2 separate regions of the Homo sapiens genome follow, and region 1 is linked to region 2. The links are chromatin contacts, found by Hi-C in ENCODE. All regions are on one chromosome and are shown on one strand. Each heading gives the region's core, a stretch centred on a gene start or an enhancer-like site at or near the end of the contact. The rest is flanking DNA. Distances are from core to core; before and after follow the strand shown.

Evidence for each region. Hi-C counts contacts between places; a loop is a spot of excess contacts on that map. Pooled maps may share reads with other maps.
Region 1: a loop to region 2 is called in a pooled map, with 2.9 times the contacts of the local background. The contact joins the enhancer-like site here to the promoter of C6orf147 in region 2. A Hi-C loop is called at or near these places in 5 of 50 pooled maps.

Annotation. Positions count from the first base shown.
Region 1 is chr6:73,579,226-73,585,108 of GRCh38, reverse strand. No RefSeq gene overlaps it. Among named protein-coding and RNA genes, the nearest start is that of EEF1A1-AS1, 59 kb to the right of the region's middle. RefSeq lists enhancers at 2,825-3,667, 3,668-4,511, 4,277-4,606, 3,997-5,196, 4,512-5,355. Within about 2 kb of position 4,633, at least 39 of the 41 ENCODE cell types and tissues checked have a DNase peak (open chromatin) inside an H3K27ac peak, as active enhancers do.
Region 2 is chr6:73,307,537-73,313,378 of GRCh38, reverse strand. C6orf147 (chromosome 6 open reading frame 147) reads left to right here and starts at 3,001. Exons shown (of 5, transcript NR_027005.4): 1 at 3,001-3,073; 2 at 3,651-3,827. It overlaps LOC122539213 (KHDC1-KHDC1L), which reads left to right and starts at 3,220. Exons shown (of 7, transcript NR_173146.1): 1 at 3,220-3,827. It also overlaps a transcript of KHDC1 not described here. RefSeq lists enhancers at 2,853-3,112, 3,633-3,702, 5,364-5,842.

The sequences.
Region 1 (5,883 bases), core at 3,384-5,883, 270 kb before region 2:
CTCAGGAGGCTGAGGCAGGAGAATCACTTGAACTCGGGAGGTGGAGGTTGCAGGGAGCCGAGATGATACCACCGTATTCCAGCCTGGGCAATAGAGCAAGACTCCATCTCAGAAAAAAAAAAAAAAAAAAAAAAGAACTGTTTTGTATGAAGTAATGAATGCTGTTAGAGGAAATTCAAGTCTGTATATTGAATAAATCACCCATATAAGATCTAATTTTTTTTTTTTTTTGAGACAGAGTCTTGCTCTGTCACCCAGGCTGGAATGCAGTGGCACGATCTCAGCTCACTGCAACCTTGGCCTCCTGGGTTCAAGCAATTCTCTGCCTCAGCCTCCCCAATATCTGGGATTACAGGCGCCCACCACCATACCTTGCTAATTTTTTTGTATTTTTATTTATTTATTTATTTTTCTTTTTTTTGAGACAGAGTCTTGCTCTGTTGCCCAGGCTGGAGTGCAGTGGTGCCATCTCGGCTCACTGCAAGCTCCGTCTCCCGGGTTCATGCCATTCTCCTGCCTCAGCCTCCCGAGTAGCTGGGACTACAGGTGCCCACCACCACGCCTGGCTAATTTTTTTGTATTTTTAGTAGAGACGGGGTTTCACCGTGTTAGCCAGGATGGTCTCGATCTCCTGACCTCGTAATCCACCCGCCTCGGCCTCCCAAAGTGCTGGGATTACAGGCGTAAGCCACCGAGCCCAGCCTGTATTTTTAGTAGAGACCGGGTTTCACCATCTTGGCCAGGTTATTCTTCAACTCCTGAACTCATGATCCATCCACCTCGGCCTCTCAAAGTGCTGGGATTACAGACGTGAGCCACTGCGCCCGGCCTACAATATCTATTATAATGCACTTCTCTCTTTTTTTTTTTTTTTTTAACACTAAGAAGATATTTCAGGCTGGGTGTGGTGGCTCCCATCTGTAACATCTGCAATCCTAGCATTTTGGGAGGCTGACACTTAAGCCTCGGAGTTCAAGACCAGCCTGGGCAACATAGTGAGACCCTCTCCTCTATAAAACAATAAAATAAAACAAAGAAAAGAAAGAAAAAATGTGTAAAGAAAAAAAAAAAAAAGAAGGCCAGACACAGTGGCTCACGCCTGTAATCCCAGCACTTAGGGAGGCCAAGGCAGGTGGATCACCTGAGGTCAGGAGTTCGAACCCAGCCTGGCCAACATGGTGAAACCCTGTCTCTACTAAAAATACAAAAATTAGCCGGGCGTAGTGGTGGGCGCCTGTAATCCCAGCTACTAGGGAGGCTGAGTCAGGAGAATTGCTTGAACCCGGGAGACGGAGGTTGCAGTGAGCCGAGGTGGCGCCACTGCACTCCAGCCTGGGCTACAAGAACAAAACTCCGTCTCAAAAAATAAAAAAGAAAAGGAAAGGAAAGGAGAAAAGAAATGCACACTAAACTATAATGAAATATTACTTTAGATCCATCAGATTGGCAAAAATTAGAAAATATGGCTGGGCATGGTGGCTCACGCCTGTAATCCAGCACTTTGGAAGGCCGAGGCAGGCGATCACCTGAGGTCAGGAGCTCGAGACTCAGCCTGGCCAATACGGCAAAACCTGTCTCTACTAAAAATACCAGAAAAAAAAAAAAAAAGCTGGGTGTAGTGGTGGTCGCCTGTAATCCCAGCTACTAGGGAGGCTGAGGCAGGTGAATCGCTTGAACCCAGGAGGCGGAGGTTGCAGTAAGCCAGTATCACGCCATTGCACTCCAGCCTGGGCAACAGGAGCGAAATTCCATCTAAAAAAAAAAATTATAAAACCTGATGCTAAGTGTTGGCAAAGGATGTGGGAAGACAAAAATTCTTGTCCACAAAGGGAGTGAGTGTGGGATATAAACTGGCAAACCCATTCCAGAAAGCAAAATGTTTGTATTTGAATTAAATAAAAATGTGTCCTTTGGCCCTGTATATATGCCCCACATCTGGGTATATGTCCCAGAGTGATTTGCTGAAGTCCCTAAGAAAGCGTATACTCCACACTGTTTATTGTGACAGAGTTGGAGGCAACCCAGGTGTCCATGATTAGGGAAATATAAGTTAAATCTGGTGGATGTTTATTATGGAATAATATAATTCAGGACCATATAGAGACCTCAAAAATGTTGAGTAGGCCAGGCGCGGTGGCTCAGGCCTGAAATCCCAGCACTTTGGGAGGCCGAGGCAGGCAGATCACCTGAGGTCAGGAGTTTGAAACCAGCCTGGCCAAGATGGTGAAACCCGGTCTCTACTAAAAATACAAAATTAGCGAGGCGTGGTGGCACATGCCTGTAATCCCAGCTACTCGGGAGGCTGCGACGGGAGAATCACTTGAACCCAGGAGGTGGAGGTTGCAGTGAGCTGAGATTGCACCACTGCACTCTAGCCTGGGCAACACAGCAAGACTCCATCTCATAAATAAATAAATAAAATAAAAGTGTACAAGTCAGCTGGGCATGATGGAGTGCACCTGTAGGGCTCAGCTACTCAGGAGGCTGTAGAGGGAAGATTACTTGAGCCTAGGAAACATAGCAAGACCCCATCTCTTTTTTAAAAAAGTGTACAATTTAGTGATTTTTTAGTATATTCAGGGTTGTGCAACTATTAAATGTCTAATTACAGAACACGTCATCACCCTGTAAAGAAACCTCATATCCATTCACAGTCACTCTTCATTCCCTCTCTTTTCCCAGTACCAGTCAACCACTAACCTACTTTCCGTCTCTACAGATATGACTATTCTGGACATTTCTTATAGAATATGTGATCTGTTATGACTGGCTTATTTCTCTTAGCCTGTTTTCTAGGTTCATCCTCTGGTAGCATGTATCTGTATTTCATTCCTTTTTTATTGCCAAATAATATTCCATTGAATGGATATATTATTATTTATTTGTTTTTTCATTAGTTGATGTTTCTATTTTTTGGCAGTTATGAATAACACTGCTAGAACATTCACGTACAGGTGTTTTATTCTTTTTTTTTTTTTTTTTTTTTTTGAGACAGGGTCTCACTCTGTTGCCCAGACTGGAGTGCAGTGGTGTGATCTTGACTCATTGCAGCCTCCACCTCCTGGGTTCAAGTGATTCTCGTACTTCAGCCTCCTGAGTAGCTGGGACTACAGGCACATGCCACCATGCCTGGCTAATTTTTGTATTTTTAGTAGAGACGGGGTTTTGCCATGTTGGCCAAGCTGGTCTCAAACTCCTGGGCTCAGGTGATCCACCTGCCTCAGCCTCTCAAAGTGCTCAGATTACAGGCATAAGCCACCACACCCAGACTAGTTGATTTTAGTATATGGTAAGAAATAGGGGTCTATTTGCTTTTTTTTTTTTTCCTGCTGCTGTGTGAGGAGCAGGGCTAACTCATAGGCAGTGTGTCCAGAGACGGTGAGGGGTCTAGTTTCATTCTTCTGCATATGGATATCGAGTTTTCCCAGCATCATTTATTGAAGGAGGCATCCTTTTCCTGGTGTATGTCCACGGTGCCTTTATAAAAAAATGTTGGCTGTAAATGCATGGATTTATTTCTGGGTTCTCTATTCTGTTCCATTGGTCGGTGTCTGTTTTTATACCAATACCATGCTGTTTCAGTTACTATCACTTTGTAGTATATTTTGAATCAGGTAGTGTAATACCTCCAGCTTTGTTCATTTTGCTCAGTATAGCTTTGGCTAGTTGGGGTCTTTATGGTTCCATATTAATTTTAGGGATTTTTTTTCTATTTCTGTGAAGAATGTCATTGGTATTTTTATAGCAATTGCATTGCTATAGATTGCTTTGGGTCATTAAAAATAATAATAACAATCAGAAAAAGAATGCATTGTAAAAAACAAATACAAAAACTCAAGGTCAGCCCCAAAACTTCCGCCTGACTTTAGAACCCCAAATCTAGGGTTTCTGGCTCTTGGGCTTCAGGCTGGAGTGACCCTCCCCAATCCACCCTCAAACTTTACACCTCAGACTGGATGATAAGGTGGCTTCTGTGGCCTACAAAGTGGCCCTTGTTGATATTCATGTCAGCCCACTGGCCATGCCAAATGACCCATATTTACTTGCCAATAAAAACACCAAAAAACAAAACACTGACACTCCTGAAGGATGCCATTCAGCTCACTACTTTCTCCACTCTCTTATCCCAGTGTCAATGTCCATAACTTTCACCATAAGGACTTTGTATTTTAAAAAATACGTTTTAAAGAACCGATTGTTACAGCATAAACACACACGCACACGCACACACACACACACACACACACACCCTGTCTTCAGAAGCTTGGAATACATTACAGATTCACTGCCCTAAAAACCACTCACAGCAGGGATCGTTTTACCCCGGACACCAAAGAAATCCTCCAGATTTGAGCCACTCGGTGGCGAAACACGGACTGTGGGTATTTCCCAGTAGGGTGGGGTGCAGCAAATATTTATAGCTCTCAGGAAACTTGTGTTTGACTCATATTTTAGCTGATTCGTGAATAAGAACTATCAAAGGCTAGATTTTTTTTTCTTTCTTTTTGGTTTAAGGAAAGAAGATGACTAGTGGAGCAACTATTTCTGCGTGACTGCAGAGAGAAAACACAAAGAAAGGAATTTAGAATGACTCAGCCCGGGCGGCGCAGCGGGTGAGGGCCTCGCGAACAATGGAAAGTCACACTGGGGCCTCAGAACCCGGGTCTACACCCTCAGCGTCAGAGGCTGCTGACCGCTGGGGGCAGCAGGGACACTAGGCAAAAAGTGACTTTCTTGTCCCTCATTTCTTGCTTTTTAGCCTAAAATGCAGAACTAGCTCTTAAGATTGAAATATAATTATGATAATTTTGTAAAACTCACAGGAGCTCTGGGACATAAAAGCAAAGGTCCGGGGCCTCATTCCCAGAGGCCAGGGTCATTTGGGCAGCAAATAACAAATGCCAGGAATCCACACATCAACTCGCCTGGGCTGGGGATGGGGGTGGGGGTGGGTAGGACTCTGAGCACGTTTTTTTAACTCACCAGAAAACTTTCTAGAAAAAAAAAAAAAAAGCCCAAGGGCGCCACATGGCTAGCCTTTGCTTCCAGGCCAAGGGTAAAAGTCTTTGCTGTACCTCCAAGAGGCCAGCTTGGACCTCACAGGATAATGAATTTGCCCTTTCTGGCAGGAACAGGAACTCAGAAAAGAAATTGGCCAGAGGCCTGGTGGTTAGGAGATTGTTTCTGAAAAAATGCAATCATCTAATAGAGAATCTGTTGAGCTTAGGGTTTCTTGTGTGGGACTCAGTTACTCTCGAGGAATGTAGCAGCTGCAGCCAACATTTAAAAATCAATAGAATATATAGAATACCCTGTTTTTTTGTTGTTTGTATGTTTGCCAGTGCATGGTATAGATGTCCAGGCTGCGCCCTAAATATCTCCCAGAGGCCCTTCCAGTATCCCCAGGGAGACCAGGTCCACACCCACCCCAAGGCTGGGGCACAGCCCACATGGTTTCTGCAGGTTGCACCCAGGCTCTGCATGTCAAGTGGCACAAGATCTGGAGCACATGCCCTGCTGGGGAAGGGAGGCACCGCCTCTGGCAAATCCCCCCAGCCGGTGCCTCTCCTCCCTATTGTCCTGGCCACTCTGTGCCCTGTCCAGGACAGCTTCCTGCCAGCCCCACAGCCCAGGATGCCATCCAAATTGACAAGTTGCCCTCTAAATCTTCCTTCCTGCCAGGTGCAGTGGCTCACGCCTGTAATCCTAAACTTTAGGATGCCAAGGTGGGTGGATCATGAGGTCAAGAGATCAAGACCATCCTGGCCAAGATGGTGAAACCCCATCTCTACTAAGAATTCCAAAATTAGCCAGGCGTGGTGGCAGTCACCTTTAATCCCAGCTACTGGGGAGGCTGAGGCAGAAGAATTGCTTGAACCCGGA
Region 2 (5,842 bases), core at 1,752-4,251:
GCTTTCTACATATGGCTAGCAAGTTTTCCCAGCACCATTTATTAAATAGGGAATCCCTTCCCCATTTCTTGTTTTTGTCAGGTTTGTCAAAGATCAGATGGTTGTAAATGTGTGGTATTATTTCCGAGGGCTCTATTCTGTTCCATTGGTCTATATCTCTGTTTTGGTACCAGTATCATGCTGTTTTGGTTACTGTAGCCTTGTAGTATAGTTTGAAGTCAGGTAGCATGATGCCTCCAGCTTTGTTCTTTTGGCTTAGGATTAACTTGGCAATGTGGGCTCTTTTTTGGTTCCATATGAACTTTAAAGTAGTTTTTTCCAATTCTGTGAAGAAAGTCATTGGTAGGTTAATGGGGATGGCATTGAATCTATAAATTACCTTGGGCAGTATGGCCATTTTCACGATATTGATTCTTCCTATCCATGAGCATGGAATGTTCTTCCATTTGTTTGTGTCCTCTTTTATTTTGTTGAGCAGTGGTTTGTAGTTCTCCTTGAAGAGGTCCTTCACATCCCTTGTAAGTTGGATTCCTAGGTATTTTATTCTCTTTGAAGCAATTGTGTATGGGAGTTCACTCATGATTTGGCTGTTTGTCTAGGAAGAAACTGCATCAACTAACGAGCAAAATCACCAGCTAACATCATAATGACAGGATCAAATTCACACATAATAATATTAACCTTAAATGTAAATGGGCTACATACTCCAATTAAAAGACACAGACTGGCAAATACGATAAAGAGTCAAGACCTATCAGTGTGCTGTATTCAGGAGACCCATCTCAGGGGCAGAGACACACATAGGCTCAAAATAAAGGGATGGAGGAAGATCTACCAAGCAAATGGAAAACAAAAAAAGGCAGGGGTTGCATTTCTAGTCTCTGATAAAACAGACTTTAAACCAACAAAGATCAAAAGAGACAAAGAAGGCCACTACATAATGGTAAAGGGATCAATTCAACAAGAAGAGCTAACTATCCTAAATATATATGCACCCAATACAGGAGTACCCAGATTCATAAAGCAAGTCCTTAGAGACCTACAAAGAGACTTAGACTCCCACACAATAATAATGGGAGAATTTAACACCCCACTGTCAACATTAGACAGATCAATGAGACAGAAAGTTAAAAAAGATATCCAGGAATTGAACTCAGCTCTGCACCAAGCAGACCTAACAGACGTCTACAGAACTCTCCACCCCAAATCAACATAATATACATTCTTCTCAGCACCACACCGCACTTATTCCAAAATTGACCACATAGTTGGAAGTAAAGCACTCCTCAGCAAATGTAAAAGAACAGAAATTATAACAAACTGTCTCTCAGACCACAGTGCAATCAAACTGGAACTCAGGATTAAGAAACTCACTCATAACTGCTCAACTACATGGAAACTGAACAACCTGCCCCTGAATGACTACTGGGTACATAATGAAATGAAGGCAGAAATAAAGATGTTATTTGAAACCAATGAGAACAAAGACACAACATACCAGAATCTCTGGGACACATTTAAAGCAGTGTGTAGAGGGAAATTTATAGCACTAAATACCCACAAGAGAAAGCAGGAAAGATCTAAAATTGACACCCTAACATCACAATTAAAAAAACTAGAGAAGCAAGAGCAAACACATTCAAAAGCTAGCAGAAGGCAATAAATAACTAAGATCAGAGCAGAACTGAAGGAGATAGAGACACAAAAACCCTTCAAAAAATCAATGAATCCAGGAGCTGCTTTTTTGAAAAGATCAACAAAATTGATAGCTAGCAAGACTAATAAAGAAGAAAAGAGAGAAGAATCAAATAGACGCAATAAAAAATGATAAAGGGGATATCACCACTGATCCCACAGAAATACAAACTACCATCAGAGAATATTATAAACACCTCTATGCAAATAAACTAGAAAATCGAGAAGAAATGGATAAATTCCTGGACACATACACCCTCCCAAGACTAAACCAGGAAAAAACTGAATCCCTGAATAGACCAATAACAGGCTCTGAAATTGAGCCAATAATTAATAGCCTACCAACCAAAAAAGTCCAGGACCAGAAGGATTCACAGCCGAATTCTACCAGAGGTACAAGGAAGAGCTGGTACTAGTCCTTCTGAAACTATTCCAATCAATAGAAAAAGAGGGAATCCTCCCTAACTCATTTTATGAGGCCAGCATCATCCTGATACCAAAGCCTGGCAGAGACACAACAAAAAAAGAGAATTTTAGACCAATATCCCTGATGAACATCGATGCAAAAATCCTCAATAAAATACTGGCAAACCAAATCCAGCAGCACATCAAAAAGCTTATCCACCATGATCAAGTGGGCTTCATCCCTGGGATGCAAGGCTGGTTCAACATATGCAAATCAATAAACATAATCCATCATATAAACAGAACCAAAGAAAAAAAACCACATGATTATCTCAATAGATGCAGAAAAGGCCTTTGACAAAATTCAACAGCGCTTCATGCTAAAAACACTCAATAAATTAGGTATTGATGGGACGTATCTAAAAATAATAACAGCTGTTTATGACAAACCCACAGCCAATATCGTACTGAATAGGCAAAAACTGGAAGCATTCCCTTAGAAAACTGGCACAAGACAGGGATGTCCTCTCTCACCACTGCTATTCAACATAGTGTTGGAAGTTCTGGCCAGGGCAATCAGGCAGGAGAAAGAAATAAAGAATATTCAATTAGGAAAAGAGGAAGTCAAATTGTCCGTTTGCAGATGACATGATTGTATATTTAGAAAACCTCATCTTCTCAGCCCGAAATCTCCTTAGGCTGATAAGCAACTTCAGCAAAGTCTCGGGATACAAAATCAGTGTGCAAAAATCACAAGCATTCTTACACACCCAGCCCCATTTTCGACGCCCTCTACTTGGCAGCCGGTGAGCCCCCGGCCCCTGCGTTTCTGGCTCCAGCCCCAGGTGGCGGCGCTGTAGGCTGGAGCCCCTGGAAAGCGCTGGCCTGGCAGCCCTGGGGAGTGTTCCAGGCCCTTGGACCGCAGGGAGGGCAACCAAATGGCAGAGGCGGTAACGGAGAGCATCCCTGAACGGTAAAAAGTCGTCTAAAGGATCGAAGAAACGGAGTGTGAGCGAGTCCGTGGGCGGGACAGCACCTTCGGGTGCCGGTCAGAGGAGCGAGCGGCGGAAGAGGCGGGTCCAGGGCGGTGTAATTAAGGCGCGGAGCCCAGACCCTCCTGCTACAGTGCCTCGGGCTTTCCTGGAGGCGGGCGGCGGGATGCTGCTCCGTTCTCCGGGTCCTCTCCTCCGGTTCTTGTCGTTTGGTCACGCCCTCAGTTCAGTCGGTTATTGGAAAACGATCAAGGCCCAAAGATGGTTTACGTGGCGTTGTGGATGTTATCACCGTTGTTTGGTGACCGAGCCTGGAGCTTGAGCCCTGGGACGTCTTGCCAGCCGCATGTGGTCCCGTGCCCACTTCTCGCGGTGGCGCGTTAATCCACCTAGACTGTGCATTGGTCCAGTCTGGGTTGACCCCGACCCGAAGTGGCCCTTTCCTTCGCGTCCTGAACTTCGCTTCTCCGTCGGTGTCTGGTCTCTTCCCGCCGGCGGGCTCTGCGGTGGCGGGAGGAGCTGTACTACTCGTGCCTTAGCGCACCCTTACTTTCCCAGGCCAGAAACGCGAAATGCTGTCGGCCTTCCAGAGGCTGTTCCGAGTCTTATTTGTGATTGAAACAGTCTCAGAATACGGAGTCCTGATCTTCATTTATGGATGGCCCTTTCTCCAGACCCTTGCGATGCTCCTGATCGGGACAGTGTCTTTCCACCTTTGGATCCGCAGAAATCGAGGTGAGTGGCTTTAGGGGCCCTGGTAGGAAAAGCTTCCTTCACCCAGGTGCCCGGAAAGGCGAGTTTCGCTTCCGGGATCTTTCAGGATCACTCCAGCTCCTTAGTCTGAAGGCCTAGGACAGTTCTGCAAATCACCATGTTAAAAAAAACCCTGGGTGTGCCTCCTGGTTTGTGAGTAGAAAGGGCAAGATGTGGTTGGGAAGGAAGATTGTGGCTAGAAGCAACCAAAGGTGGAAAATCTAGGACATTTGTGCACTGTAGGTTTAGAAGTCCCAGGAATCCCAGGCCAGCTCCTCTAGGGGGCCATCTTCCACTAAATCTCTTTTGCGGGTCTGCCCCGTCACTTAGATACCCTAGGAGAGCTGATCTCAAAGCGGAGTCCCGCGATCAGCAGAATCAGCATCACCTGAGAACTCCTTAAAAATGCAAACTGCCAGGCGCGTTGGCTCACGCCTGTAATCCCTGCACTTTGGGAGGCCAAGGCCCATCACTTGAGGTCAGGAGTTTCAGACCCGCCTGGCCAACATGGTGAAACCCATCTCTACTAAAAATACAAAAATTAGCCTGGCGCGCGTGCCTGTAATCCCAGGTACTAGGGAGGCGGAGGCAGGAGAATCGCTTGATCCTGGGAGAAGGAGGTTGGAGTGAGCCGAGATGGCGCCACTGCTCTCCAGGCTGGGCAACAGAGCGAGACTCCGTCTCAAGAAAAAACAAAAAAACAAAAAACAAACCAACAAAAAACAACAGCAAAAAACTCTACCGGGTGCGGTGGCTGACACCTGCAATCCCAGTACTTTGGGAGGCCGAGGTGGGAGGATCGCTTGAGCCCAGAAGTCACAGCCTGGGCAATATGGTGAAACCCCGTCTCTACAAAAAAATATGAAAAATTAGCTGGGCTATGTGGCACCCATCTGAAGTTCCAGCTACTCGGGAGGATCACCTGAGCCCGGGGAGGTCGAGGCTGCAGTGAGCCAAAATCGTGACACTGCACTCCAGCCTGGGCAATCGGAGTGAGACCCTGTCCAAAAAGAAAAAAAAAAAAGCCGGACGCGGTGGTTCACTCCTGTAATCCCAACACTTTGGGAGGCTGAGGCAGGTGGATCACCCGAGGTCAGGAGCTCAAGACCAGCCTGGTCAACATAGTGAAACCCCATCTCTACTAAAAATACAAAAATTGCAGCAGGGCGTGGTGGCTCACGCCTGTAATCCCAGCACTTCGGGAGGCCGAGGAGGGCGGATCATGAGGTCAGGGGATCAAGACCACCCTGGCTAACACGGTGAAACCCTGTCTCTACTAAAAATACAAAAAATTAGCCGGGCGTGGTGGCAGGCACCTGTAGTCCCAGCTACTCGGGAGGCTGAGGCAGGAGAATAGTGTGAACCCAGGAGGCGGAACTTGCAGTGAGCCGTGATCGCGTCACTGCACTCCAGTCTGGGCAACTGAGCCAGACTCTGTCTCAAAAAAAAAAAAAAAAAAAAAATTAGCTGGGCCTGGTGGTGCGGTGCCTGTAATCCCAGCTACTCGGGAGGCTGAGGCAGGAGAATCGCTTGAGCCCGGGAGGCAGAGGTTGCAGTAAGCAGGGATTGCACCATTACTGCACTCCAGCCTGGGCGACAGAGCGAGACTCTGTCTCAAAAACAAACAAACAACAACAACAAACTCTGTCGCCTACCCCACATCCACAGAATCAGAAACTCTGGGGGTGAGGCACAGAGACCCGTGTTTTAAGAAGACCTCCAGGTGATGTGGATGCATGCTGTTGAAAAATCAGAGCTCTAGGGTCATCTCCACAAGGCATGCATATGATCAGCTGCTCTCTTTTTAGCCAGAGCACGAGCCAGGCGGTTGCACGGTTCTTCATGGGCCTCTGGGCACTCCGTTTAAGGCTGGGGCCTGAGGGAATCTCAGGCAGGGACGGCGTTGCTTGCGGAAAGCCTGCTGGCCTGGGGATCAAGAGGCCAAGACCCCAGTTCTGTTTGTGCCATGAAAGATGAGGACAGGGAAATGGATGTGT